Linked DNA regions of Mus musculus: regions 1 and 3 are each linked to region 2. Evidence: chromatin loops called from intact Hi-C (ENCODE). Cell type or tissue: left cerebral cortex. All regions are shown on one strand. Each heading gives the region's core, and the rest is flanking DNA. Links, peaks and the distances in the headings are about the cores only. Region 1 overlaps Ube4a (ubiquitination factor E4A). Region 2 overlaps Kmt2a (lysine (K)-specific methyltransferase 2A). Region 3 overlaps Ube4a (ubiquitination factor E4A).

Region 1 (10,408 bases), core at 1,448-9,447, 100 kb before region 2:
GTGTATCACATTTCTGGTTTCCATAGTATTTGAGCAAGATAAAGATTCAGCAGATTGAGAAAGACCGAGGAGAATGGGAGAGTCTGACACCAGAAGCCCGCCGAGAGAAAGAGGCAGGTCTGCAGATGTTTGGGCAGCTGGCACGGTTCCATAACATCATGTCCAATGAAACAATTGGTACCCTTTCCTTCCTGACATCAGGTAAGAACATAAGGCATGCCATCCCCCAAAATGTAGAAATCAAGGTCTCCTTCACTGAGGGATCAGCCCAGCTCAAAATTAAGAGTGTAGAATCTGGGACGGGATGCAGCTCAGTCTGTAGAGTGCTTGCCTCACCTGCATGAAAGCCTGCATGGTGGCCCACACCAGGAATGCCAGCACTCTGGAGACTGAGGCAGGGAGATCCAGGACATCCTCATCTACAGAGAAAGGTCCAGGACACCTTAGGATGCATAAGACCCTGTCCAAAAGAAAATTGGACTCTGGTGATTGTAATTTCCACATCTGAGACCAAAACAAATCAGAGAAACTTCAAAAAAATGATGGTGTTCATTATTGACATGCCAAAAAATATAAGCTGGTTTCCTGAAGGAGCTGGGAGTATAGATTAGTGATAGAGCACATACAGAGCATATACAAAACCCTGAGTACAGCCCGGCGGTGGTGGTGCACGCCTTTAATCCCAGCACTCAGGAGGCAGAGGCAGGCGGATTTCTAAGTTCGAGACCAGCCTGGTCTACAGAGTGAGTTCCAGGACAGCCAGAGCTACACAGAGAAACCCTGTCTCAAAAAACCAAAAAACAAACAAACAAAAAACCCTGAGTACAATCCCTACTACCCAAAAAAACTCTGTAAAGACCAGTTAGCCATTAACTCTGTGTTTTTGTATATGTGTGTTTGTGCGCACACATGCACGCATGCTATAAAAACATAAATCCAAGCATGGTATGATATCCTCTTGGGAAATGAAGACAGAGAACTCTGAGTCCCAGGCTAGCCTGAGCTACATAGTTCCAGCGTGTGGCAGATAATGACAGATGAGGGAGGGAGGAGGATAAATAATTTGCATTCAGTGAATACATTTAGTGTGCTAGAGCAGCCAGAGAGCACGTGTGAAAAGAAATCATCTAATGAGAAATGCAGAAATTGACTTTTAAAGCTTTTTAAAAACTTTTTCAGTTCAGGGAAATCAGAGAAGATAAGGTGGCCACAAACCAAGAGCAAAAGCCACAAAGGACAGAAGACATTTTAAATATTGAAAATGTGACTTTAAAACTTTAAATATTTAGTGAAAGGGTTAAAAAAATAAACTCAAGGAACACTCTCATTGAAGTGGAACAGAAAAAAAAATGAGATAGAAAGTAGGGAAGGATAAGAAAATGAAAACGAAGTCTTAAGTCCAAGTCAAATGTGGGACTTGTGGGTAAAGGCCTTTGCCACCAAGTCTGGCAACCTAGGTTTGATCCCTGAGACCCACATGGTGACAGGAGAGAATTGACTCCCGTAAGTTGTCCTCTGACCCACATACACTTGCTGTAACACATGTAGGTGCACACAATAATGTAGTTTTTAAATATTTTAACAGTGTCTGTGACTGGGTTAGTAGCTTTTCGTTTGTTTGTTTGTTTGTTTGTTTGTTTGTTTGTTTTTCGAGACAGGGTTTCTCTGTGTAGCCCTGGCTGTCCAGGAACTCACTCTGTAGACCAGGCTGGCCTCGAACTCAGAAATCCGCCTGCCTCTGCCTCCAAATGCTGGAATTAAAGATGTGCACCACCACCACCCAGCTGGTAGTAACTTTTCTTTCCTTTCATTTATTTGTTTTTTGGTTTTTGCTTGTCTGAATTTTTTCTTTTTTTCCATTTTTTATTAGGTATTTAGCTCATTTACATTTCCAATGCTATACCAAAAGTCCCCCATACCCACCCACCCCGAATTTTTTTTATTGAAAATGCATTATGTAATTAAAAATCCTCAAAGGTCTCCAATAAAATGAGATGTAAGGAGAAAATTAGAGCTGCATTGAGCTTTAAGACTGTGGCTTTCTTCCAGAGATCAAGTCGCTGTTTGTGCATCCGTTCCTGGCCGAGCGCATCATCTCCATGCTCAACTACTTCCTGCAGCACCTGGTGGGCCCCAAGATGGGTGCCCTCAAAGTCAAGGACTTCAGCGAATTTGACTTCAAACCTCAGCAGCTCGTATCAGACATCTGCACTATCTACTTAAATCTTGGGTATTTGAGATTGGTGTTGAGAAAGCCATAGGGATGCTAGTATTTTGATAGCAGAATGACTGGTTAGGTCTTGTGTGAAAATAGTGGGGGAAGGCAGGCTCATTTCTAGCTGATAGATGAAAGACTCCTCCACAGTACTAAATAGATTTTATCTGGCCCATTGGACATTGCTCAGTATTTCCAACATTCTGCCTTGATCTGTGCAAAGATAAATATTACTGGTTATACTACTGTTTGTGAAAATATTTTATGGCTATGGAATACTTTATAGTACAGAAAATTAGATGGGAGCCAAAGGCATATGGATCTCTGAGTTTAATGCTAGCCAAAGAAAGAAAGGAAATTAAATGTCAAGCCAGGGAGATGGCTCAGTTAGTAAAATGCTTGCCACACAGACATGAGTGTCTGTCTGAGTTCAGATCCCTAGAACCCACCTAAAAAGCTACATGTGGTAGCATGGACAATAATCCCAGTATTGGGACAGCAAAAACCAGTAAGATTCCTGAAGTATACTGGACATTCAACCTCACAAAACTGATGAATTCTAGGATCAGTGAGAGACCATGTCTCAAACACAGTCTTGAGAGTAACTGAGGAAAACACCCAGCGTTGATCTCTGTCCTTCACACATATACAGACATACTTATGCATGTGCATATACACACACACACACCGCACAGAGAGATACACATAGTTCACAAGCGCACTGGTGGCTTGGAAGTGCTGGGATGGTTGTCTGTAGCCCATCTGCTATCTGCACATTGACTGTGGTCTGATGCTCAGTTTCTTTCTAACACTGACCTTTCAGGGATGAGGAGAACTTCTGTGCCACTGTGCCCAAAGACGGACGTTCCTATTCTCCGACTCTCTTTGCACAGACAGTCCGTGTCCTGAAGAAAATCAATAAGCCCGGGAATATGATCGTGGCTTTCAGTAACTTGGCAGAGAGAATCAAGGTGAGGAAGAGGACAGCTTGTTTTCTCAGATATTCAGTAAAAAACGCCACAGAGACGCGGAGCAGTGGTGGCACACGCCTTTAATCCCAGCACTTGGGAGGCAGAGGCAGGTGGATTTCTGAGTTCGAGGCCAGCCTGGTCTACAGAGTGAGTTCCAGGTCAGCCAGGGCTACACAGAGAAACCCTGTCTCAAAAAAAAAAAGAAAAGAAAAAAAAAGAAACGCCACAGAGTCACTTCAACTCTGCTGCTTCTGCCCCATTTCCAGGAGCAAGGGGTACTGCCTAGAGGCATTAGAAACAGACACTTCCTCTTGGTCAGTCAATGACTAGAGCCGCCGTCTTACTAAATGTTACCCCTGCCCAGGAAGAATAATCGAAGATGTTTATACCAGGTGAAAAGAATGTGTATTTGTGAAGGCTTTCTTTTTTTTTTAATTTATTTTTTTTAATTTGGTATTTTCTTCATTTACATTTCAAATGCTATCTCAAAAGTCCCCCAGACCCTCCCCCCCCACTCCCCTACCCACCCACTCCCACTTCTTGGCCCTGGTGTTCCCCCATACTGAGGCATATAAAGTTTGCAAGACCAAGGGGCCTCTCTTCCCAATGATGGCCATCTTCTGATACATATGCAGCTAGAGACACAAGCTCCGGGGTCACTGGTTAGTTCATGTTGTTGTTCCACCTATAGGGTTGCAAACCCCTTTAGCTCCTTGGGTACTTTCTCTAGCTCCTCCATTGGGGGCCCTGTGTTCCATCCAATAGCTGACTGTGAGCATCCACTTCTGTGTTTGCCAGGCCCCGGCATAGCCTCACAAGAGACAGCTATATCAGGGTCCTTTCAGCAAAATCTTGCTGGTGTATGCAGTGGTGTCAGCGTTTGGAGTCTGATTATGGGATGGATCCCCAGGTATGGCAGTCTCTAGGTGGTCCATCCTTTCGTCTCAGCTCCAAACTTTGTTTCTGTAACTCCTTCCTTGTGAAGGCTTTCTTTAGATTAACTTTTATGTCCCAGTGTTATGAAAGATTTGAAAACCTAGTGTAAATGCAAAAGAACTTTATGGAATAAAATTCAGGAGGAAGGGCAAGGCTTGGTGGTACACGGCCATAACCTAGCACTCACCCAGCTGAGGGAAGAGGATTCCAAGTTCAAGACTAGTGTGGGCAACATAATGAGTTCCTAACTCAAAATCAGTAAAAACTGAGCAATGATGAGTAGCTTGCAGACACTGGTTCCTATGGCTTTTCTCTGTTCCTTACATTTCTACTGATGGTTGGTTTATACTGAATGTATTTTAGAGATTAAAATACTCTGTTGTGCTCAGCTAATCCCTCCAGTTGGACAATGGAAAAACTCCATTAGGAGTGGTGGAAAGAAAAAATACACGGCACAGACGTCTAATAAAAAAACCTTCCAGGCTGGGCAGTAGTGGCTCACACCTTTACTCCCAGCCCTTGGAATGCAGAGGCAGGAAGATCTTTTGAGTTCCAGGTCAGCCAGAGCTACACACAAAAAAAAAACAGCTCCAAAAACAAAACAAAAAAAAGAAAAGAAAAAGATCAGTCAATACCTTTTTTACAGGTGTCAGTTGTTCTTCAGTGAGTTTCTTCTTACAGGATTTTCTGAGTAGCCTTGGCTGTCCTAGACTCACTCTGTAGACCAGGCTGGCCTTGACCACAGAGATCTGCCTGCCTCTGACTCCCAAGTGCTGGTATGTGCCACCACTGCCAGGCTGAGTTTGTTTTTTGTTTTTTATTGAGCTGAGCTTATGGTTGGCCTACAGCTTAGCCAGATTAAGCTGTAAGGAAGTATACCAGAGTCAGATGTCAGAGCCTTTTAAATGTATAACCTGCTTGTATTTATCAGAAACTGCTTGCAGCACAGGCTATGTGATTATTCGACTAACAGCCCTCCCACCCTTTCCCCTTTCAAATGCCAGCAGTCACACCAGAATGCTTAAAGACATTCCCTTCAGCCATGATGCCCAGCAGCTGAGCTCTACAACGTGATCATGGGCTTGTCTTTGAAAAGACAAAGTGGCCGGGCAGTGGTGGCCATGCCTTTAATCCCAGCACTTGGGAGACAGAGGCAGGCGGATTTCTGAGTTCGAGGCCAGCCTGGTCTACAGAGTGAGTTCCAGGACAGCTAGGGTTACACAGAAAAATCCTGTCTCGAAAAACCAAAAAAAAGAAAAGAAAGGAAAAAAGAGGGGCTGGAGAGATGGCTCATCGGTTAAGAGCACTGACTGCTCTTCCAAAGGTCCCAAGTTCAAGTCCCAGAAACCACATGGTGGCTCACAACCATCTGTGACGAGATTTGACGCCCTCTTCTGGTGTGTCTGAGGACAACTACAGTGTGCTTACATATAATAGACCTTTTTAAAAGAAAGAAAGGAAAAAAGACAAAATGATCTGCCTCACTGGGACGGTTACTGATGACCAAGATTAAGGTGTAGTAGTTACTAAGCAGTCTGAGAGCTGCAAGGTGAGCTCACTTTAGAGACCAGCTATGGTTGCCTCAGTCTCTTGCAGACCTCCAACAACAAGAGGAGGAGACATATGCAGACGCCTGTGATGAGTTCCTGGATCCCATCATGAGCACACTGATGTCTGACCCTGTGGTGCTTCCATCTTCCAGAGTCACTGTGGACAGATCCACCATTGCTAGGCATTTACTCAGGTATGCCCACTCACAGAGCCGCCTCAGAACTACATCTGTGTTAGCTTCCTATGTCTGCACTCTGCACAGTGGGTACCCCATACGGTAGACTCATTGGTGGAGCATTTTGATATCACCTGTTTATAACTTTAAAGATTAAGGGAATAGCTCTTACCTCTTCCCTCCTTGAGTAATCTTAGCCAAGCATGGTGACAGGAGCTTGGAATTGCACTTGAGGACAGAGGCAGGAAGATTGCCATAACTTTGAAGCTATCATGGTTTACATAGCAAGTTGTAAGCAGCCAGAGCTACATAGTGAGACCCTGTCTCAAAAAATAGAAGAAAATAATTTTATCCACATTATGAAATATCTCAACATGAAATATGCTCTGACCTGAAATTATTTTAATTGTAAAAATAACAGACTTTACACTCCCTTCAGTTACTATATTTCTATTTTTTGGGAGGTAGTTTGTGTAACATAAACTCACCAAGCTGAATGCTGTTTGGACAGTCATCCTTCAGATGTCCAGAGAAAAGGCAGGAAGGCAAAGGTAAGTGAAAGCTAGTCAGCGCCCAAGCAGCCTTCCTTTCACTTTAGAAGAGTATTCTGCAGCCTGAAGAAGGGACGCTGCTAACAGGAGTTTCATGCTTGCAGCCCCCTACAGCCAACTGTTTGTTTCTTAATGTTTTTGAGCCGCACATGCATACTTAGTGTCTGCAGATGTCTGAAGAAGATATGGAATCCCCTGCAACTGGAATTATAGATGGTTGTGTCACCTTGTGGGTATTAGGAACCAAACCCAGGTCCCCTACAAGAGCACACATGTCCTCCCAACTGCTGACCCAACTTTGTTACTTACTTATCTTTACAATAGGATCATGCTGTTACACAGGCTGGCCTCAAACTCCGCTCAAGCAATCTTACTGCTTCACATTCCTAAAAAACTTAGGCCTACAGTTAAACAACACTGCACCCAGCTAGCTACCCTGCCCCCAGTTTTGGGGTTTTGGCGATTTGTTTTTGTGGGGTTTGTTTTTGTTTGTTTGTTTGTTTGTTTGTTTTTCTTGATTTTTCAAGACAGGGTTTCTCTGTGTAGCCCTGGCTGTCCTGGCACTCACTCTGTAGACCAGGCTGGCCTCAAACTCAGAAATCCGCCTACCTCTACCTCCCAAGTGCTGGGATTAAAGGCGTGCGCCACCACTGCTCGGCCCCAGTTTTTTAAAGACAGGACGTCATGTAGCCCAGGCTGTCTTCAAATTCACTTGGTAGCTGAAGTGACCTTGAAGTCCTGCTCCTCCTGCAACAAGAAAGTACTAGGATTATAGGCAAATCCACCATGGCCTGACTCACCCTTTACCTCTCTTAAAGAGAAAGAGAAGGGTGCTGAGAGACATGGTGCCTATTTAAAATATACGTAAGTTGACTGACATTTAAGGAATTTTTTGACATTAAATGAATTTTCTGTTTCAATTGGTATTCCTACACTTTCTTTTTTTTTTTTAATATTTTATTTATTTATTATATGTAAGTACATTCAGACACTCCAGAAGAGGGCATCAGATTTTGTTACAGATGGTTGTGAGCCACCATGTGGTTGCTGGGATTTGAACTCAGGACCTTTGGAAGAGCAGTCGGCGCTCTTAACCGCTGAGCCATCTCACCAGCCCTCTTACACTTTCACTATGCTATTGTGCTGAAATGTCAGTGAGAAGCTTAGTGATCTCAGACCTTAGACAGTCTTTGAGGATATCGTGATCTTGTTTTGTTTTGGAATCAGGGTTTCGTGTAGCCCAGGCTTAAGCTTACTCTATAGCTGAGGAAGACTCGGCTTTTGATCATGCTATCTCCCCCTCCTAAGCGCTAAAATCACAGACATGTATCACCATCCCTGGCTTATGTGGTACTGGGGGGCACAACTTAGGGCTATGTGCATGCTAGACAAGCACGCTACTGTAAAATATCTTTTATTCACCTAATGAAATTGTCATCTCCAAGGCTTACTGCAGGGGAAAAAAAAGCTCACCTTTTCTAGCTCTTTCTGATCTCTGGCTGGCTGGCTCAACTCAGCTGTTCAGGCTCAAAGTCCTCTCCAAGCTGACTGATTCAATCTGGCTTCTCTCAGCTTCTCACTGAATTGCTCTGCTTGGCCTTATACTTACTTGGGCATTATGCTCTAATACTCTGGCTCATTCTTACTCTCTGACTTCAGCTGCCTCTGCTCACCTGCACTGAACTACATGAATTCATGAACAAACTCAGTTCCACTGCACTGCACCGCACTGCACTGACTCCCAACTGACTGACCAAGTTCGGAGATCTGCATGCCTCAGTCTCCTCGGATTAAAGGAGTATCTGTTTCCCAGTTAGATGACAGAGGCCTAGAAGGTTTTATGATCTCTTGCCAGAGCAGCCCTGCTGCTGTATTAAAATTCCTCTGCACTCTGAGCTATATCTCAGGCAGTCTTGAGTCTTTCTTTGTTGGTTTTGCCACAATTTTTAAATTACATTCAGTTATTTATGTGTTCATTTGTTTGGGGTGTGTGTGTGTATACACATGAACACATGTGTACTCGAAAGTGTAGAGGTAAGGCAACTTGCAGGAGTAAGTTCTCCAACTTTGTGGGTCCTGGAGATCAAACTTGGATCTTCAGCCTTGCCAGCAAACATCATTACACATTGAGCCATATTGCTGGTCCCAGCTTTGTTTTTTTTGTAGTGCTTGGAATCAGACCTTGTGCATGCTGAGCCAGCACTGTGCTACTGATCTGTACTCTCGGCATCGAACCATAATCTGCATTTACTTACATAGCAGTCAGCTACTTTAATCAAATGTCTGTTACAAGGCCTTTTCTCAACTGTATGGGAGATTTACATGGGGAGGTTATTGGTGCCTAGGAATTTGAAGCCAACTTGGGCAATATAACAAAATCCCATTTCAAAAAGGGGGAAACCCCTACAAATGATTTGTGATAACACAAGTGTCTAGAATTTCTGATTTAGAGAAATCTAAAGGCTGTTAACAAAGATAACATTTACTTATTTTACTTATACATGTGTTTTGTCTGTATGTATGTAGGTGTACCATGAGTGTGCCTAGTGCTCACAGAGGTCAGAAAAAGACATTGACTCCCCTGTAACTAAAATTACAGATGGTTATGAAACTCCATATAGGTACTAGAAATTGAATCCAGGTTATCAAGAGCATTCAATGCACTTATGACTGAGCCATTACCACCACCACCACCACCACCTCCAGCTTGCAAAACCACTAGGATCAATATCTGAATGACAGCCGGGAGGTGGTGGCGCACGCCTTTAGTCTCAGCACTTGGGAGGCAGAAGCAGGTGGATCTCTTGAGTTCGAAGCCAGCTTGGTCTAAAGAGTGAGTTCCAGGACAGCCAAGGCTACCCAGAGAAACATTGTGTAAACACTGAAAAAAAAAAAAAAAGACAACAGAAATAAAACAAAAACCTGAATGCAGTTGAATAAGGTTTATTATGAGGTAGAGACAGAGAAACTGAAGAAGACTCAAATCGCACCCTTTTCATTTCCTTCTTCCTAACCCAGGAGTCAGTTTTGGACTCAGTTATAGTGCATCATGTCTTGGGTCACAGCGCATGTGGGATGTTCAGATGCTCTGCTTGGCCCTAGGGTCTTAGAACTTTCAGAAGTAACTCACTTTTCATTCTTTTCTTGTCCTAGTGACCAAACAGATCCTTTTAACCGTAGTCCCCTTACCATGGACCAGATCCGGCCCAACACAGAACTGAAAGAAAAAATCCAACGGTGGCTCGCAGAAAGGAAGCAACAAAAGGAGCAGCCTGAATAAATACTGTGAACTGCACATGCACGCCCGGGCGTGAGCTGGTGCTTGTGCTCGCTCGCTCGCTCTCTTCCTGCCCCCCACCCCCTGGCTCTGAGCCTCTTCTTTTTCTTTTCTGATTTGTTTTGATTTGTTTTGTTGGGGTTTGGTTTGGGTTAGGTTGGGTTTTTTTGTTTGTTTTTGTTTTTTATTTTGGTTTATTTCATTCTTTGTTGTTTAAATTAGAAAATTGTTCTTGTGCAAATTATGATAATTATGATTCTTAAGACCTTGTTCTTTCCCTGGCTTATAGAAAATTCTCTTCCTCACAGCATCTTTATAAATCATCACTAATTTTAGCCTCGGTTTTCCTATTCTCCTTGTTTCCTTTTCTATCCTAAATTATATTAAGTCCAACAACAAAAATGTCCTGCCATTTTTTTCTTTCCCTTCCCAAGTACTGTTCAGACATTTTTTTTAGTGAGCACTGCTTTTAAGTCTATGATGTCAGCTACTTCAATGACAGTAATAACATCCAAAAATCCTACTGTCCTGTGTATTTACTAGCCCATAAGGTCTGGACTTAAGCATCTGGCCTTAATATAGCTCTGTAATATTACAGAGTAACTTTCCAGATAAATGCAAATACCTTAGTGTGTGTATAGATTTTTTTGGCTGGTGGAGATGAGGGAATCTTATACAACTTTTGTATTATCTTGTCACTTAAAGATACGATCACAACAAACACTCCTATGA
Region 2 (8,000 bases), core at 1-8,000:
GTGGGCAGAGGGTCTGTCTGTGCAGGGTGCTCGGTGGCTTCACCTCGGCATGAAGCGAGGTGCTTCTGTTGCTTGTTCACCTTTGCTTCACTCTTCATTTACTTCCTAGAGTTTCTTCTCTTCGTCAGAGCGTTAGGACATTCTTTAGAGCTAAGAGTAGGACCTTGGGGTTGGAGTGGATTGCTCAGTGGTTAAGAACATTTCCTGCTTTTACAGAGGACCCAGGTTTGATTCTCAGCTCACAGCAGTCTGTAACTTCAGTTCCAGAGGATCTATACCCTAGCCAACATTCCTGGGCACCAAGCCAAAAGGTGTTTGGTCTGGGTGTGCGGGAATACGCTTGTCATTCCAGCTCTTGGGCAGCAGAGACAGGACTCTGGCTGTGAGTTTGAGGTTTACATAGTGATTTCCCATCTCAAAAGGAAAGACTAAAGGGAAGTTTGAGCTTCATGTGCCAATATGGAGGGGGATTCAGTGAAGGGCTTCTTCAAGAGAGCACCCTGATCTTGGTGGCCTTTTAGAAAAAAACCTTACTATGCCTCTCCAGCAAGGGCTGAGGAGGCTTGAGCCCGAGGGCAGCGAAGACAAGCAGCATGAAAACTTCTGTTGTCTTGTAGAAATTTATAAAGTGGTCATTGGCGACATAAGCAGTCCCGCTGGAAGAGCAAGTGTGTCATCCTAGCACAGAGCTCTGTGCTGCTTTATCTTTCAGTATAAAGCTCCGACTTTTTGTTTTTGGTTTTGTTTTACAAGACAGGGTTTCTCTGTATAGACCTGGCTGTCCTGGAACTCACTTTGTAGACCAGGCTGGCCTCGAACTCAGAAATCCACCTGCCTCTGCTTCCCAAGTGCTAGGATTAAAGGTGTGCGCCACCACCACCTGGCAAGCTCCGACTTTCTTATCACGTGTGTGTGTGTGTGTGTGTGTGTGTGTGTGTGTGTGTGTGTGTGTGTGTGTGTTGATGGCATACTGTTACCCACTGAGCCATCTCTCTAGCCACTAAATTCCTAATTTGGGTGTAGGAAAATTTTCGGCTGTCTGTTGACAGGATTTGACAGAGTTTTGGCCTGTTTTTATTCCACCTTTACAGATGACTGAGCACAACTCATAAGAGAGTTTACCTAGACAAGCTGTTAGAAAATAGATCCAGCCGGGCGTGGTGGCGCACGTTTAATCCCAGCACTTGGGAGGCAGAGACAGGCGGATTTCTGAGTTCGAGGCCAGCCTGGTCTACAAAGTGAGATCCAGGAGAGCCAAGACTATACAGAGAAACCCTGTCTCGAAAAACCAAAAAAAAAAAAAAAGAAAAGAAAATAGGTCCATCTTTAACTCCTGTTTAAGAACTCTCTGGCATTTTCATGTTCTGTGTTGTGCCTAGAGCCATCTTACTAGTCTCAATAGAATGTGCACAGGTGCCTCTTTCTTGGTGTGTGATGACAGAATCCCTCTTTCCTGGCAACAGGCTGCCAAGCCTCCAGACTTAAACCCTGAGACTGAGGAAAGCATACCTTCCCGAAGCTCCCCAGAGGGGCCAGACCCTCCTGTTCTTACTGAGGTCAGCAAGCAGGATGAACAGCAGCCGTTAGACCTCGAAGGGGTCAAGAAGAGAATGGACCAGGGCAGCTACGTATCTGTGGTATGTCTGGAGCACGTGACTAATTGTCGAGTGTTTTGTTTCAGCTTCCTTGGCTCTTTAGAAGTACAGCTGGGTATAAGTAAATTTCAGAATGATTCATACTGTATTTAGAGGTGTCATGTAGCTTCAGGATCCCCAGAAGGGGAGTTATTTCAGTTGTATGTTTCAGAAAGGTGTTGATATGGTGGTATCTAAAATAATTATTTTAGTTGGCTTCCGTCTGAGTTACTTAAATTATTTTTATGTTACGAGGAAGCTCCAAACTACTTACGGAAAATGCTAACGTGAAGTTAATATGCCTCCCCTTTAAGCTTAGATCTGAATATTGTGTCTCCCTTTATTCATTTGTAGATAGTTACCATGAAGTCTTTGATTTTAAGGATGCATAGGGAGGACTCATTTGCTGTGTCATCCTTACTTACTATTGAGTTAGTTCTTCATTTGAGTACAGATATAAAACCTTTGAGCTAGTGTTGGGCACTTGCCATGACAGAGCCAGTCTCTTTGCACTCTTGCCTTATTAGCCTGGCAACTCTTGATTGGCTCGAGTTAATTGTGAACTGAACCCTCAAGGCCTCAGAGAGTAATTAGGCTGTGTTAGAATAGGTTGTGGGTTTCCTGTTGGGCTCCTGTGCTGGGTCATGATGTGGGGAGCAGAGGTGGCTTTGAGAACGTAGTACTATGCTATGAATTATTGATGTTTTATTTTTGTATACAGTTGGAGTTCAGCGATGATATTGTGAAGATCATTCAGGCAGCCATTAACTCAGATGGAGGGCAGCCAGAGATAAAAAAAGCCAACAGCATGGTCAAGTCTTTCTTCATTCGGGTGAATGAGATAAATAGTTCCTGCTTTTAATGATCACTGTGTGTAACTGTCCTGTGAATTCCTTCTTTTCTCTGACTTGCTTTACACTGTGTTGAGAGCTTCTTGGCTTTATTTCTTTTCTCTAGTTCTTTGGGAGGAGGCTGGGAAGTTGGTAAGGTTACCAGCATAAGTGGGTCTTTGCCTTGGCCTGAGAATAGACCCTGGTGTGTAGTTGTTTATTTGGTTTCTACGTGAACCTTCTCATTTGCATTCTCTCTTTGTTTTCTTGTAGCAAATGGAGCGAGTTTTTCCGTGGTTCAGTGTCAAAAAGTCTAGATTTTGGGAGCCAAATAAAGTATCAAACAAGTAAGTGAGATTGGTCAGTGAGAAGCGGCCACCTCGAATTTGTAGATTTTAATATTAAAATCAACCAGCTGAAATGCCTGTTTAGTGCTGGTTTGAAAATGACAAATAACATTTGTGTTTGGCATAGCCTGGGACTTTTTTGTGTTTGTTATCTTGTTGAAATCCTAGTTTGACATGTGGCATATGGGCAGCATGTGCTAGAACAATGTCATCGTGGCCATCGCGTAATCAGGTTCTGGGTTACTTACTGCAGCCTCTGCCTCCTCCTGCTTTTGATTCTCGATTCGTACCCTTGAATTTTTATTCCAGTAACCTATTTTGATTTTTTATTTGTAGAGTTAGTCATTGTTTCTGGATGTTTAATTAAAAGTTATGCGTGTAGTCTTTCCCTGACTGGAGGAAGTACTGGGGAGTGAACCCAGACCCCATGGATTCTGCCACTGAGATCCATCCCCAGCTATAAGAGTCACATGTTAAGACTGTTGCTTAGCTCACTCGTGCTAGTACTCGCCTGTACTCCCTGCAGGTGGAAGACTAAAGCAGGATGAGGAATTCAGGGCCAGCCTGGGCTACATTGTGAGAGCCTGTCCCAGACAGGATTGAAGTTTTTAAGATGTTAGGTAGAGTTAGGCAGTTTTCAGATTCTCTGACTAGTTCTTCCATTCTGTGAGTGGTGTGGACATGGGCGGGTTCGAGACCTGCTGCTGGCAGGAGCGACTGTTGCATGGCTTGGGCTCATAGGCACTCAGTAAGTACTTACTGACTCGATTGTTTCCAGCAGTGGGATGTTACCAAACGCAGTGCTTCCGCCTTCACTTGACCATAATTATGCTCAGTGGCAGGAGCGAGAGGAGAGCAGCCACACTGAGCAGCCTCCTCTAATGAAGAAAATCATTCCAGCTCCCAAACCCAAAGGACCCGGAGAGCCAGACTCGCCCACGCCGCTCCACCCGCCTACACCCCCGATCTTGAGTAAGTCAGAACATATCTAGATGCAAATGGCTGGCTTAGTGGATCTAAATTTAATATACTTGATCAGAAAATTTCAGATAACATAACACCTTTTGTAAGTGTCTGTTTTATACACTACTCAAGCTGAATTCTCCCCTAGAAAACCATAGTACTGCCAATTTTAACTACATATCTTTGGGATCCCAAGGTACTGATCGGAGTCGAGAAGACAGTCCAGAGCTGAATCCACCCCCAGGCATCGATGACAACCGACAGTGTGCACTGTGTCTGATGTACGGCGATGACAGTGCTAATGTAAGTACTTGGGACGTGCAGTCCTGGTTAATAAGGAGGTCACGTGACCGTGTTCTTGGGGTGCCAGGACTTGATGATTTTGATGAGTTTACTTCTGAGTTTGTGGCACCTAGAGTCATTTTTGGTTTTGTTTTCATTTCAAGACAGGGTCTTACCATGTTGCCCAGGCTGGCTAAGAACTTTTGATCCTCCTGCCTCAGCCCCCTTAGTAGCTGGGAATATAGACAACTGGCACTGTGTTTGGCTTTAGAGATTTTCTTTTTAATTGTAGGTTTTTAAATGTGGGTGACTGTTTTCCCTGCGTGTGTGTATGTGTATAATGTGTATAATGTATATAATGTATATAATGTATATAATGTATATAATGTGGAGGTTGGAAGAGGGCGTGGGATCCTCTGGACCTGGAGTCACGGATGCTCATGAGCCACCATGTGGGCCCTGGAACCCAGCCCAGGCTCCTTACCAGCATCAAGTGCTCCTAACTACTGAGCCAGGTCTCCAGCCCCTGCTTAGAGAGGTTTGAATAAATGGTTAGTTGATCCAAAAGGTGATTTGCTGTAAATGAAGTTACTGATAACTAATCTTCAAAAATACATGAAGTCTTCATCAAACATAAGTTGTATATATTGTAGCCTGTGTTTAATGTAAGTAGTAGAATAGTTAATAGCCCTGGTTCTGACAGACTGCCTGATGTCAGGCTGTACATTCTTGTCTGATAACGTCAGCAAGAGCTTGACCTCAGCAGCCCTCAGTTCTGTCCTTAAAATGAAAATGACACTCTCTCTCTCTCTCTCTCTCTCTCTCTCTCTCTCTCTCTCTCTCTCTCTTTCTTTCTGTTTTTTGTTGTTGTTGTTGTTTTTCTTTTTCTTTTTTTCGAGACAGGGTTTTTCTGTATAGCCCTGGCTGTCCTGGAACTCACTTTGTAGACCAGGCTGGCCTCGAACTCAGAAATCTGCCTGCCTCTGCCTCCCGAGTGCTGGGATTAAAGGCGTGCCCAGCTGATCCCTTTTCTTGAAACGCAATTTTTTGTTTTGGTTTTGAGACAGGGTTCCTCTGTGTAGCCCTGGCTGTCCTGGAATTTGATCTGTAGTCCAGGCTGGCCTTGAATCCACAGAGATCCACCTGCCTCTGCCTCCCTACAGGTGTGAGCCACTATATGTGGTTCATAAGTTGATTTTTCTTGGGGGAAAGCTGGGGATTTGAGACAGGGTTTCTCTGTGTATCCTTGGATATCCTGGAGCTCACTCTGAAGACCAGGCTGGCCTCAAACTCAGAGTTCTGCCTGCCTCTGTCTTTTTAGTGCTGGGATGAAAGGTGTGCACCATTACTACCCAGCTAGAAAATGCTCTTAGCCCCTGGTCCATGTCTCCATTCCCACAAGGAGATAGTTTTTAACTTAGAGTGGTTATAAGGGTTAAATGAAAAAAATATATGTAAAGTTTTTATTTAATGGCTTTACACTGAGAACTTAAAATGCATCTTTTAGGGATGTGACAGGTATTAGAGTTTCTGCCCACATGAAGCCCTGTGTCAGCCCACCCTCATTGTGGGGAAAAGTTTTTAGTACAGTCTGGGAGAATTGAATTTCAAATACAGTTTTAAAGTAGTGCGTGCATTTATGTAAACCTACCATATACTGTTCTTTTGTTTTCAGTAGAATTATAAAATATTTCCAGTTTATGGGGGGAAACTGAGAAAGAATAAAGAAGAAACAGTGGAAAGTGGATTATGATTTAATCTCTAAAGAATTTAAGTTTTTATTTCCTTGCAGTATCATGTCTGAGGTCCAGCTAATATGAAGTCCTCTGATTTTATGTTCTTTAGGATGCTGGCCGTTTGCTGTACATTGGCCAAAATGAGTGGACACATGTGAACTGTGCTTTGTGGTCAGCAGAAGTGTTTGAAGATGATGACGGATCACTGAAGAATGTGCATATGGCTGTGATTAGGGGCAAGCAGCTGGTAAGAATCACTGTGCACATTTATGAAGGGAACCCCCTCGTGCTTTTAGTCTCTTTCTGTGCCTGACGCAGCCTCACTGGCCTTTGACAGCACTGTCAGCGCACTCGCTGGTAAGGATTGGTATGTGCTGTAGGTCTGATCTTCGAAGAAGGAAACAAAGCATCGGTTTAACATTAGCCCCGAGGCCAAGTTATATCAGCACTCTGAAGGTCAGAGAATAAACCCTGTGAGCACACGTGTCAGGGAAGATGGAGAGTAATGGGAGCAGCCGAGAGCAGTCACAGTGGTATCGTAGGAGAAACATCTCAGAGCTTGAGTTTGACTGACTCTGAGGAGTCAGTAGGAGGAACGTAGCCAACGGACAGAGTAGCACAAGCAAAGAAGGTGTGGGTTGTGGGAAGACCAGATAGGAGAGCACAGACTGCCTAAGAGAGTAAGAGCAACAGCCAGGGCCTGCTGAATGGAGTCCTTGATTTAGGGGATGACATAGTGAGCCGTGACGCCTAATACTACAGAACCTGTGAACTGGTTAACTTTATGTCATCTGAGAGGAGAAATGCCTCCATAAGATAGATGCAGCTGTAGGGCATTTGCTCAGTTACTGATGGATGGGGGAGGGCCCAGCCCATTGTAGGTGGTGCCATCCTGGGGCTGGTGGTCCTGGGTTTTGTAAGAAAGCAAGGTGAGGACTGGGCTAGGTGGTGGCACACACCTTTAATCTCAGCACTCAAGAGGTAGAGGCAGGCGGAGGCCAGCCTGGTCTACAGAGTGAATTTCAGGACATCCAAGGCTATATGGCATGGGCATCGGGGTTTGTCCTATTAGAGTTCCTGCCCTTGCTTTTGATGATGAACTGTTTAGATGGAAATGTGGGTGAAATTACCCTTTCCTCCCCAAGGTGCTTTAGTCACAGCAGTAGTAACCCTAAGACAACTAGTTTCTTACTAGTAAAATGTTAGTAAAATGAGTTGCCTTGGGATCTAACAGCTTTCTAGCAAGGATATGTTTTTTGACATTGTTCTTCATAGTTTCATGTCTAATAAGTCAGCTATGCATTGTGGGGAAAAAGTCAGTCCAAAGTCTAAATCCAGTTGTAATGTTTAAATTGTCTAGTTTCCGAGTTGTGTTTGTATTCTTTCCCTGTAGCTCAGCAGGCTAGCAATAGAGTGAGCACGGGATGCTCAGAAGGGAGACGGGGCAAGTCTAGAGAGAGATGACAGGTGTCTCAAAGTGCCTGCTAGTCTAAACAGGGCTGTTCCTTCTGCCCTCACAGAGATGTGAATTCTGCCAGAAGCCAGGAGCCACCGTGGGTTGCTGCCTCACATCTTGCACCAGCAACTACCATTTCATGTGTTCCCGGGCCAAGAACTGTGTCTTCCTGGATGATAAAAAAGTGTATTGTCAGCGGCATCGGGATTTGATCAAAGGCGAGGTGAGAAGCTAAGCTGTTTGGTTGCTTCTGTTGAAGCTATTAATAACAGGCTCTATTATCTGAGAGCAGACTTAAGTTCACAGTAAAATTAGCAAAAGGCACAGTGATTTACTGGCCTTGCCTCCACACTAACATAGCCTCTCCCACTAGAGTGGTGTATTTGCGGTATAGATGGTCTACGTGAATATGGACACATACGCATTTCCCCAGAGTCAGCTTTTATATCAGGGTTCACTTTTGACGTTCTACATCCTGTGGGTTCAGACAAATGTTTAATACTGCGTGTTCATCACTGTAGTCCATTTAAGTATTTTCATTTTTTAAGAATTCTTTGTTCTGCCTGTTTTTTCTCTTTCCCCCTAAAAAAACACTGATTTTAAATTTTATTTTATTATTATTGTTGCTAATATCTACAAGTACTTTTACCCTACATCCAAGCAGTTTTCTACTTGCGGGGTTTCTTGTGGTTGGAATCTTGCGGTTAGTAGCCTTTCTGCTTTGCAAGAAGGTCTGAAGATTCCTCCTCTTT
Region 3 (10,408 bases), core at 1,284-9,283, 120 kb before region 2:
TGAGGTGTTCTATAAAACACTAAAGGAATTCAGTTGATAAGGAAGGAGGGGCTGGAAGACAAATGTAATGACCAACTTAAATATCAAATGATGAAAGTTTCAGTCTTACTAGTCTATAGAAAAGTGCCCATTAAATCTATGGTTAGGGGCTGGTGAGATGGTTCAGTAGCTAAAGGCCCAAGCCTGAGGTCCTGAGTTCAGTCCCTGGGACCCCCCGTGGTGGAAAGACAGAAAAGACTCCAACAAGTTGTCCTCTGACTTTGTGTGTGCTCAGTAGCAAGCATGCAACCACACATACACTCTCTAAATAAAAGTAATTTTTTAAAAAATTAGATTTTTGTTTGTTTGTTTAAAATGTCATTCTCATCTTTATTTTTTGTCATAAACATGTTTTAACAGCCCCAGTTTATGTGTATAACTATAACATCAAAAGCAATACAGTCTTTCTAAAAACTACTCAATGGTCACTTCACCTTCAAATAATTATAAGTAGCAGGGTGGAACAGTGTGTTTCCATGTGCGCTAGAGGTAACGATCAAGATCAGGACACAGAAAACATTGCTCTACCCTACATGCCATACATCACAACAATAATCCGTAATTGTTTTTTAAATGGAGGTTTGCCTACACCTGCATCAACAGTAGTACCAGCCCCTAGAACTTAAAAAGCAAAATCTCTTCATATGCACATGATGATGAACTGTCCACCTAGGAAAATGCACGTAGCAGGATTCGAGCGGTACTTGGAGCATGTGACCAGGGCGTTTTTTCTCAGATTAAGTAGTTTGAACATTTGGGGCACTTTACAGTAACTAGCATTAGTGGCAGGCATCACCCAGTGCAACATTTCAAACAGAAGATGCTCAAAACATGCTGGCAGTTTACTCAGATTGGTTGGTATGCTTACTGAGTGGACCCATGAGTGAGAGTATGATTTCAGGATCCAGTTAAGGTACATGAACCAAGAACTTGACTTAAAGTAGTTCATGTAACTATACCTCCTTAAAGAAAGCTTGTAAGTGCCTGGTGGATGTCAGATTGCTGGTATAATGTTAAGAGTGACCAACAGCAACCCAAGGCTTCCAAAATGTAATGTTAAAACGCCTCCCCTGGAAGGGTTTCAGTAGTCTGAAACATTCACACCCCAGTGGTCAAACTCCTCCCTAAAGTCTAAAGCAGTATAAGGCGCTTCCACGCTCAGGAATTGTGTGACTGTTTAGCTCTCCTCAGATGAAGCCGTGATTGCTACAGAGGTACCATAACTTAACAAGTTAGCCTGGAAGCCCCAAAAGAGAACAGGATTATTGTCAACTATATGAATAGAACTGTCTAACGTTTACAGTCCTGGCTCACTTCAACCTGCTTTCAGATACCTTATCAATCTCATCTTTTGTATCAAGAGGACATCCGTGCGTCCAGACTCCCTTTGGCCCAGTGGCACCTATTGCTACATCAGTGACAGAATCAGGAGTCACCCATCTCAGGATCATGAGGAAGAGATAGATGGGCACAGCCTATAAAGCAAAACTAGCCTGTAACTGGACCACAGTGAGGTGAGCTGGTTCAGCCTCCTGTGCATCGGCAGCATCCACCATCCTCTCGAACACCTCAGTTCCCTCGGCCACGTCCTGCCAGATGGAAAGCACCTTTACTGCATTATGAATGTTTTCGGGAGCTGGCAATGTCCCCGACTTCACTTGGAAAATAGCTTTTTCTAGCCCTTCACACAAAGACTTTACTGAAGATTCACATAAAATAGAAAGGTTCTCTGGATGCTAACAACTTGTAGACCACAGCTGGTGGCTTCCAGGATCACCGTGCAGAAGGCTTCAGACAGGAAGGTGTTAAGAAAAGCATGTCCCTGAATTAAGACATTTCTGATATCCTTGTGTTCTAAAGCTCCCAAAAGCTACACACTGTATCTTTCCCATACTTCTAAACATTAATCTTTGGTCCTTCTCCAACTAAACAAGTTAACTGGAGGCATTTCTGGCAGAATTCAGGTACCATACCACTGAGCAGTTCGATCCCTTTTCTGTAAATGAATCTGCTGATGACAGCCAATAGTTATTGCACTGCTGCACCTCCTAAGAGGTCCTGGGTCAGTAGGATCTAAAGCGTTAGGAGTGACGGACACTCTAGGATTTAGTGCTGCTTATAGTTCAGTGTTTTCCTTACTAGTGTAAGAAACACAAATGGTGTGCTTTATGTCACCAAGAGACACAGAAGCTTCGTTTGTAAGCATAGAGCTGATGTCAGCAAATTCGAAGAGGGAATAGTCTGTGAAGATTGTTTGGAGTCTTGGCATGGAAGAGAGAGAGCATTATGGGCTATGGCAGAAAATGAACTGTGAGAATAGACAATTGTAATTCTCTCCTGAACACTTGGAGTTCTGTCACTTGGAGTTCATTCTACAGTCAGCTTTCTCCTTAGTGAAGGGTAGTAATGCTCAAATGCTTCCCTTTACTTTTTTTTTTAACCTTCCTGTGGTTAGGCCTCTCCTCCATGAGTGCCCTCCTTTCAGTATAGACTCCTCTATTCCCATACTGCCTCTGGAATTCTTTTTTTCTTTTTTTTTTTTTCTTTTTGGTTTTTCGAGACAGGGTTTCACTGTGTCACCCTGGCTGTCCTGTAACTCACTCTGTAGACCAGGCTGGCCTCAAACTCAGAAATCTGCCCGCCTCTGCCTCCCGAGTGCTGGGATTAAAAGCGTGCACCACCACTGCCCAGCTCTGCCTCTGTAATTATATCAAATTTTATTAATAAGAGGGGCATTTTCTCATACAGCTAAGTGTAGATAAAAGCAGTCTCTCTGAGAATAACTTATGTTAACTTTCAAAATACTTAAGCTCTTTTAAAATGTTTAAATTACATTCAGTGTGTGTGTGTGTGTGTGTGTGTGTGTGTGTGTGTGTGTGTGTGTGTGTGTAAGTCAGAGCATAACTTGCCTGTTCAGTTCTCTCCTTCTACCGTGTGGGTTCCAAGGACTGAACTCCAGGCACCAAGCTTGGCAGCAAACACCTTTATCCTCTAAGTGATCTCATCCACCCAGAAGCTCTCAGGCTCTTTGAGCCAGTAGTTCTACTTCATGAATTTGTCTTACAAAATGCTCAGCTAATTGAACAAAAACAATTAGATTACACTCAGTACTGCATTACTTAAGATCATGAAACCCTGGAACAGTTCTCATGTTCATCTGATGAATGAACAGGGAGTTTAAGTGGCTACATAAGTCGTAATAAAGGCAAGAAATGCATGACAATGTAACTATTAAAAGGGATAAGGCGGGTGGGCCTGCTAGTACAGGCCTGGACTCTCAGCTCCTCAGGAGACTCAAGCAGGAGGATAAGAAGTTCAGGCCTTCCTTACCCACATAGTTAGTTTCAGGCTGGCCTGGGCAATATGAGACACTTTCTGAAAAACAAAAAATAGGGCCGGAAATACAGTTCAGTTGGTGGAGTTCTTGCCTAGCAAGCACAAACCCACATAAAAACAGGTGTGGAGTGCATCCCTTTGATTCTAGTAACTTGGTGGTAGAGACGAGGGTTAGAAAGATTAGATCAACCTTATGGGGAGTTTGAAAAAAACAGGAGCCCATGTTTCTTTTGTTGTTGTTGTTTGGTTTTTGGAGGCAGGGTTTCTCTGTATAGCCCTGGCTATCCTGAAACTCACTCTGTAGACCAGGCTGACCTCGAACTCAGAAATCCACCTGCCTCTGCCTCCCGAGTGCTGGGATTAAAGGCGTAAGCCACCTCGCCCGGTTTAGGAGCCCCTGTTTCAAAGAATACAAAACACACAAAGATCTAATAAACAGAATGAAGAAGGTCTCTGAATTACTTACAGGAAAAATTGTTGGTGTTGATAAGTTAAAACTAAAGCTAGTTGAGAGGCTAAAGAGATGATCCTGTGGCTAAGAGTACTGGCTGCTCTTCCAGAAGTCCTGGGTTCAATTCCCAGCACCTACATGGTGTCTCACAATGATCTATAACTGTAGTCCTGTGGGACTGATGCCCTCTTCAGTGTCCATACATGTAGACACAACACCATGTACATAAAAATAAACCAGTACATCTTTAAAGCTAGTTGAGGGATGGTAAGATATGTCAGTGGTGAAGACATGGCTTCCAGTCCTGATGACCTGAGTCATCAAATGCATGTCATAGCACATAAGCATCCATGCACATACAAAAATATAGGGGAAATGTCTTGACTATGGTACTGATCTGTCATTAAAAAGATGGACAATGGCTCAGCATGTAGATCTCCATACACAGAATGCATACGCACACATCATTTAAAAAATGCATCTTAGGAAAAAAAATACTCCTGAGGAGGTGGCTCAACAGGTAAAGGTGCCTGAGTAAAAGTCCCAGGACTCATATGGAAGGAAAAAGTTGGCTGCTACAGGCTTGTGTGTCATCTGACCGCCACAAGTATACTAACATGTACTGCCCACGCACAAAATAAGTGTCAGAGAGGGAGGGGCAGCTGAGAAGCACAACGGGGTTTTTGATAAAAAGCAATGGTAATGAATATGAGCACAGGAGTGTGGAACACTGCAGAACTAAGCAGTTATCTGTAGGGAACTGGTTCAGGGAGCCCTTCTACAGGATACATCCCTGAGTGCCAAGTTAACAAAACAAACGTATTCTTTAGGGAAAGGCCATACACTTAAAATAGTTAGAGTCATTTGATCTACTTGGTAACTCTTTTCTCTAAGATTTGGGGTTAGGTAATGCTGCTAATTTTGCCAGGGAGGGGTACAATTGCAAGTCAAAGTGATAAAGTGTACTGTATAGAAGGCAAGATTTACAGCCAGGATTTCCAAATCCTAGAATACACTTGCCTGGCTTGAGTTGCTCACTAATGAGATGAATAATTTGTTTCACATCTACAATTGTCCTTCTTGTGATTCATTCTAGGTAGTGTATTTGGTTCTGAGGAAGAAGCGTTGTGTAACAGCTTACATGTTCCAGCAGATGAGCTCCCAGCAAGCCCAGATGACTCGGATAATAGTGTGTCAGAGAGCCTGGATGAGTTTGACTACTCTGTATCTGAGATTAGCCGCTCCTTCCGGACACACCAAGAAATGTGTGAGCAACTCAACATCAATCACATGATCCAGAGGATCTTCCTCATCACCCTGGACAACAGTGAGTTGCAGGCTTACACCATTCAGTATCTATTCTTCCCTCTTGGCTTGGGCTAGGGACTACTTTGGTTCTTAGAAAACTGCTATGTCAGGCTGGAGAGATGGCTCAATGCTTAAAAGCACTGACTGCTCTTCCAGAGGTCATAAGATCAATTCCCAGCAACCACATCATGGCTCACAACCATCGCAATGGGATCTGATTCCCTCTTTGGGTATGTCTGAAGATATCCACAGTGTATTCATATGCATAAAATAATTCTTTACAAAAAAAAAAAAAAAAGAAAACAGAAAACTTCTATATCTAATGGTTAAACCCACTCCTGTATCCCCAAAACACAGGGTTTACCTTAGTAAGGCTTTAATTTCTTAAAAACAGTATTTCAGTAGATGGAATTTCTGCTGCCATGTTGATGTCTGTTCTTCCTTAAAAGAGGAGGAGAAAGAGTAGCTAAACCCGTTTTCCTCTTGGATGGATGCTGAAAGGGTCAAAAGGGTTTTACCTCTGTGCCCTATCTGTAATTCAACCCTAAACTTAATGCTGGTGTCTGGAATTTTTTCCTAACTGTCCTACTGAGAATCCGCACAGTTTATGCTTTGTAACTACTTTGTGCATCAAGATCACTGTGATTATTTCTGAATTCAAGAGACTTACTATCAAGAACAGTTGTTGAAAGCTGAGCACAGCAGTATTTGCCTTTAGTCTCCAGGACTGGGGAGGCAGAGGCAGAAGGGACCACTTGAGCCTAAGTGTTGACTACCAAGCTAGGCAACATAAAGACAAAACCAGTGTCATGAGAACAGGAGCATTGTCCATAACCTGTCAGATGGAAACTTTCACAGGTGATCCAAGCTTGAAAAGCGGGAATGGCATCCCCAGCCGTTGTGTGTACTTGGAAGAAATGGCAGTAGAGCTGGAAGATCAAGACTGGCTTGATATGAGCAATGTTGAGCAGGTACCTCCTGATAATGTGCCCTCAGCAGAACAGCCATGCTGAATCCTGTTCATTCTCCTGAGAGACTTTGCCTCTGTCTCTCCATTGTCTGTGGCATTGCCTTTTGAACTCTTCCTATCCACCCTGGCCACACATCCAGATTCACCCATTGTTTAAGAACCAGTTAAGATGTCATCGGAGTTTCCAGAAAAGAGCTGTCATCCCCTCCTCTGAGTTCCTTATCATCTACATTTTATTATGGGAACTGTCACTGTCTCTTGTGGCTTTTTAATGAACCTGTCTTATTACTCCTGTTAGAGTCTTAAGTTCCTAAGACAAGGCCCACCTCTTTTTTACATACTTTCAAAAACCCAAAACTGGTCTGGGAGATGGTGCACAAGTTAGGATGCCCATCACCCACTGAAGCTAATGGTACCACATGGGACAACAATCTCAGTGCTAGCAGGGAGCGGGAGGAGGGAGCAGAGTGTCTCTGCAGACTTGCTGATCATCCAGCCCGGATGGGAAATAGTGAGCTCCAGGGTTAATCAGAGTTCAGGGGCATGAGGCCGAGAGTGACAGAGCAGGACACTCCATGTCCTCTGGCCTCATTCCAGTCCTCAGAAGATCAACTACAGAAGACAACATCTGTCAAGTACAAGTGTTTCCTAGGGTATCAGAGCCCACAATAATCAGACTGGGTGTTTAATTAAAAATAATAAAGGTTTTAAAATATCGAGAGGAAAGACAGATCACTTGGCATTTCACTTTTACACTTCAAGTGTCTTTGTGTCCAGCAGGCACATGGCAGCGTAGATTTTACATGTAGGTTTCTCACCCATGCTTCACACCATTCAGCATGGAACTGTTTGGTGCCTACTCTGCTGTGACTATCCCAGACACTGGAGTCTTAATTACAGTAACAATGGATATAATTAGTTTCTAACATTCCTGAATAAGATTCCCCCCACCCCATTCCAAACTACATCTGATTCTTGCCAAGGCATGTATCAGACTTCTTATATCTTAGTGCTCTAGGATTTACCTTGTGAGCATTTTGTTTATTTTTCTTAATAGGCCATCTTTGCTCGATTATTGCTTCAAGATCCAGGAAACCACTTGATCAGCATGACTTCCTCCACAACTTTAAATCTCTCTGCTGATCGTGATGCAGGAGAGAGGCACATCTTCTGTTACCTTTACTCCTGCTTCCAGAGAGCCAAGGAAGAGGTAAATGAATAAGCCCCATGGGATTTTAAATTATCTTAAGTGATGTTAGCATGTGTGAGAGAGAGAGAGTTGGCTCAGTGTCTTTCATGCCATAATGTGTATTTTATGGTATATCTGGCACTATTAGGTTGCCAAAAGTCTTAGTCTCCTTTTTGTGGCATGGGGTCCATCTCTCTTTGCATCTAACTAATGTCTCCTGTTCTCTATACAAACTTCTCTAGAAATCACACCTTTAAAAAAGGAAAAAAAAAAAAAAAAATCAACCACAACAACAAAAAAGAAAACCAAACATCAGGTCAGCTGATGTAGTAGCACATGTCTGTAAATCTCTCAGCTGTGTGGTAGCACATGTCTGTGAATCATGAGGATTGCTACTCATGAGGCACAGACAAATGATTGCTACAAGTTCAGAGCTAGCCTGGTCTACATATTTACACAGTGAGTTCCAGGCCAGCCTACACTTTGTAGTGAGACCAAAATAAAACAACAGGAACCAAACAAATTCCAAATCTTCTAACATTTCCCATGAGGTGGAGATACTTAATTGGGCTTCAGGATTAGAAGTTTAGCATGTGAGCCTGAAAGCCAAACTACAAATCTGTCAGGAATTTTCAGTCCCCAAGAAATCAATACTGCCAAGTGGTGGCGGCACACACATTTTATCCCAGCACTCAGGAGGCAGAGGCAGGCAGATCTCTGAGTTTGAGGCCAGCCTGGTCTATAGAATGAGTTCCAGGACAGCCAGGACTATACAGACAGACCCTGTCTGGAAAAAACAAAAGAAAAGAAACCAATACGGTTTGGGATATGTTGTTTTTCTATCCTGTGTACTGTACCTACCCTTGCTCCATGTTATAAAAGCTATATGCTTTTCTCTCTTCGTTGCAGATTACCAAAGTTCCAGAAAACCTACTCCCCTTTGCAGTGCAGTGCAGAAACCTCACTGTGTCCAACACTCGAACAGTTCTCCTCACCCCAGAGATCTATGTTGACCAAAACATCCATGAGCAACTGGTAGATTTGATGTTGGAAGCTATTCAGGGAGCCCGTGAGTATAGAAGCAAGGTCTTTGACTATCTGAATTTAGAATACCAATTTAAAACTCCTCTAATGGCGGGCGTTAGAGGGTCTCAGAGTCACTATGATTCTGACAGAAGTTAAGGAGGGAAGCTTACACCTTGATCTTTAAGCCTCAATACTAGCAGAATTCTCAAAGATACCATAGAGGGCTGGAGAGACGACCCAGCAGTTAAGAGCACTTTTAGCTGCCCTTCCAGAGGACCCTAGTTCAGTTCTCATCACCTACATGAAGGCTCACAGCTGCATGTAACTTCAGTTCCAGGGGATCCACTGCACTCTTCTGGCCCCAAAGGCACTGCCTGCACTTGGTACATGCATGCAGGCAAAGCACCCATCCACATAAAATAAAAGTAAATAAATCTTGGGAGGCAGAGGCAGGCAGATTTCTGAGTTCGAGGCCAGCCTGGTCTACAGAGTGAGTTCCAGGACAGCCAGGGCTACACAGAGAAACCCTGTCTCGAAAAACAAAAACAAAACAACACAAAAAAGTAAATAAATCTCAAAGAACCATTGTTGGGAAGTGGGTATCTAGTTCGCTGGTCAGCAGTAGTGGAACATTGCCTAGCATTGAGCTGAGCAAGTCTTCAGTTCAGTCGCTGCATCACAGCAGAGACAGACAGACAGACAGACAGACAGACAGACAGACAGATAGCATGAAAGTGTAAATGCATAAAATCTGTCACAGCCTCCTTCTTTTCTCGTCTGTCTACTATTAGATTTTGAAGATGTAACTGAATTTTTAGAAGAGGTCATTGAAGCCTTGCTGTTGGATGAGGAGGTTCGAACATTTCCTGAAGTCATGATTCCAGTGTTTGATATTTTACTCAGCCGAATAAAAGATCTGGAACTCTGCCAGATCCTCCTGTATGCATATCTGGACATTCTTCTCTATTTCACTAGGCAGAAGGATATGGCCAAGGTAGGTCTCAAAGCATTGTATTCTCTTGGTGCTGGCATTTTAATAAGTTGATGCTTCCTGTCCTGAGGGCACTAGAACATTGCCTATAGAAAGCCAAGTGTGGTATTACACGCCTAGAATCCTAGCATTTGGGAAGTGGCAGATCAGTGTTATCCTCAGCTACACAGGGAAGTTGATGCCATTAGGCCAGGGCTGGTGAGCTGGTCCAGTGGGTAAAGGCCATAAAGTCTGAAGAGCTAAATTTGATCCCCAGAACCCATGTGGTGGAAGGAGAGGACCAACCCCTACATACAAGTTGTCTTCTGACCTCCACACTACACTCATGGTGTACGTATACACATACACACACACACACACACACACACACACACACACACACACTAAAGGAGTAGATAAATAAATAAATGTTTAAAAGTTTTCTGTAGTTTGAGGCCAGCCTGGATTCTACAAAACCTGGCCTTTAAAGGGGGTGGGGATTGTATAAGACTAAATTCTTTGAGACCCCTGCATCTTATCGCCTTTCTGTCATCATACAGTTGAGTAAATAGGATTTTCCTCCTGCAGGTGTTTTTAGAATACATTCAGCCCAAGGATCCCAGCAATGGGCAGATGTATCAGAAGACCTTGCTGGGAGTCATCCTGAATATCTCGTGCTTGTTAAAGACTCCGGGTGTGGTAGAGAACCATGGCTTCTTCCTGAATCCATCCCGTTCCAGTCCTCAGGAGATCAAAGTACAGGAGGCCAACATCCATCAGGTGGAACCGCCTCCCAGGGTGTCTGCCACAGCCCCTGCTTTGAGATGACCAAGGAGCCATGTAGGGATAAGGCTGCTTCATCCTGCCTAGGAAAGCTAATTAGTCTGGCTGGCGTTTGTCATAAGAACATAACAAAATTGCCCCCTGATTGAGGGTGTGGGGTGGCACATGCTTGTCATCCTAGCACTTAAGAAGTAAGAGTCAGGGGGTCATCCTGAGCTACATAGCCAGTACTAGGCAAACCTACACTATAGGAGAGAGGGTCTCAAAAATAATGGAAGGGGCGGGGGTGGGGGAGTGCACTTCTTTAATCCCAGCACTTGGGGGCAGAGGCAGGCG

The links. Hi-C counts contacts between places; a loop is a spot of excess contacts. Peaks named below come from ENCODE experiments on the same cell type or tissue, not always from the same donor. Only the 100,000 strongest peaks of a DNase experiment are listed, where the experiment ranks them.
Region 1: it touches region 2 in a loop (4-fold over the local background); 9 of 42 quality-filtered maps call a loop at or near these places.
Region 3: a loop joins it to region 2, with 2.9 times the contacts of the local background. A loop is called at or near these places in 11 of 42 quality-filtered maps.

The regions. Positions count from the first base shown.
Region 1 is chr9:44,925,120-44,935,527 of GRCm38, reverse strand. It overlaps Ube4a (ubiquitination factor E4A), which reads left to right. Exons shown (of 21, transcript NM_001346698.1): 17 at 27-201; 18 at 2,050-2,230; 19 at 3,039-3,186; 20 at 5,709-5,866; 21 at 9,553-10,408. The coding sequence ends at 9,679. Among named protein-coding and RNA genes, the nearest start is that of Atp5l, 9.6 kb to the right of the region's middle. In left cerebral cortex, for the core only: a CTCF peak has its summit at 5,489 (motif pointing left); no DNase peak of the experiment used is centred there.
Region 2 is chr9:44,824,861-44,832,860 of GRCm38, reverse strand. It overlaps Kmt2a (lysine (K)-specific methyltransferase 2A), which reads left to right. Exons shown (of 36, transcript NM_001357549.2): 16 at 1,464-1,637; 17 at 2,356-2,466; 18 at 2,738-2,811; 19 at 3,590-3,783; 20 at 3,971-4,077; 21 at 5,902-6,039; 22 at 7,313-7,471. Among named protein-coding and RNA genes, the nearest start is that of Ttc36, 26 kb to the right of the region's middle. In left cerebral cortex, for the core only: no CTCF peak of the experiment used is centred there; a DNase peak (open chromatin) is centred at 3,722.
Region 3 is chr9:44,947,687-44,958,094 of GRCm38, reverse strand. It overlaps Ube4a (ubiquitination factor E4A), which reads left to right. Exons shown (of 21, transcript NM_001346698.1): 4 at 4,923-5,153; 5 at 5,993-6,105; 6 at 7,162-7,314; 7 at 8,203-8,362; 8 at 9,111-9,313; 9 at 9,878-10,069. It also overlaps the pseudogene Gm19121. Among named protein-coding and RNA genes, the nearest start is that of Ube4a, 13 kb to the left of the region's middle. In left cerebral cortex, for the core only: no CTCF peak of the experiment used is centred there; no DNase peak of the experiment used is centred there.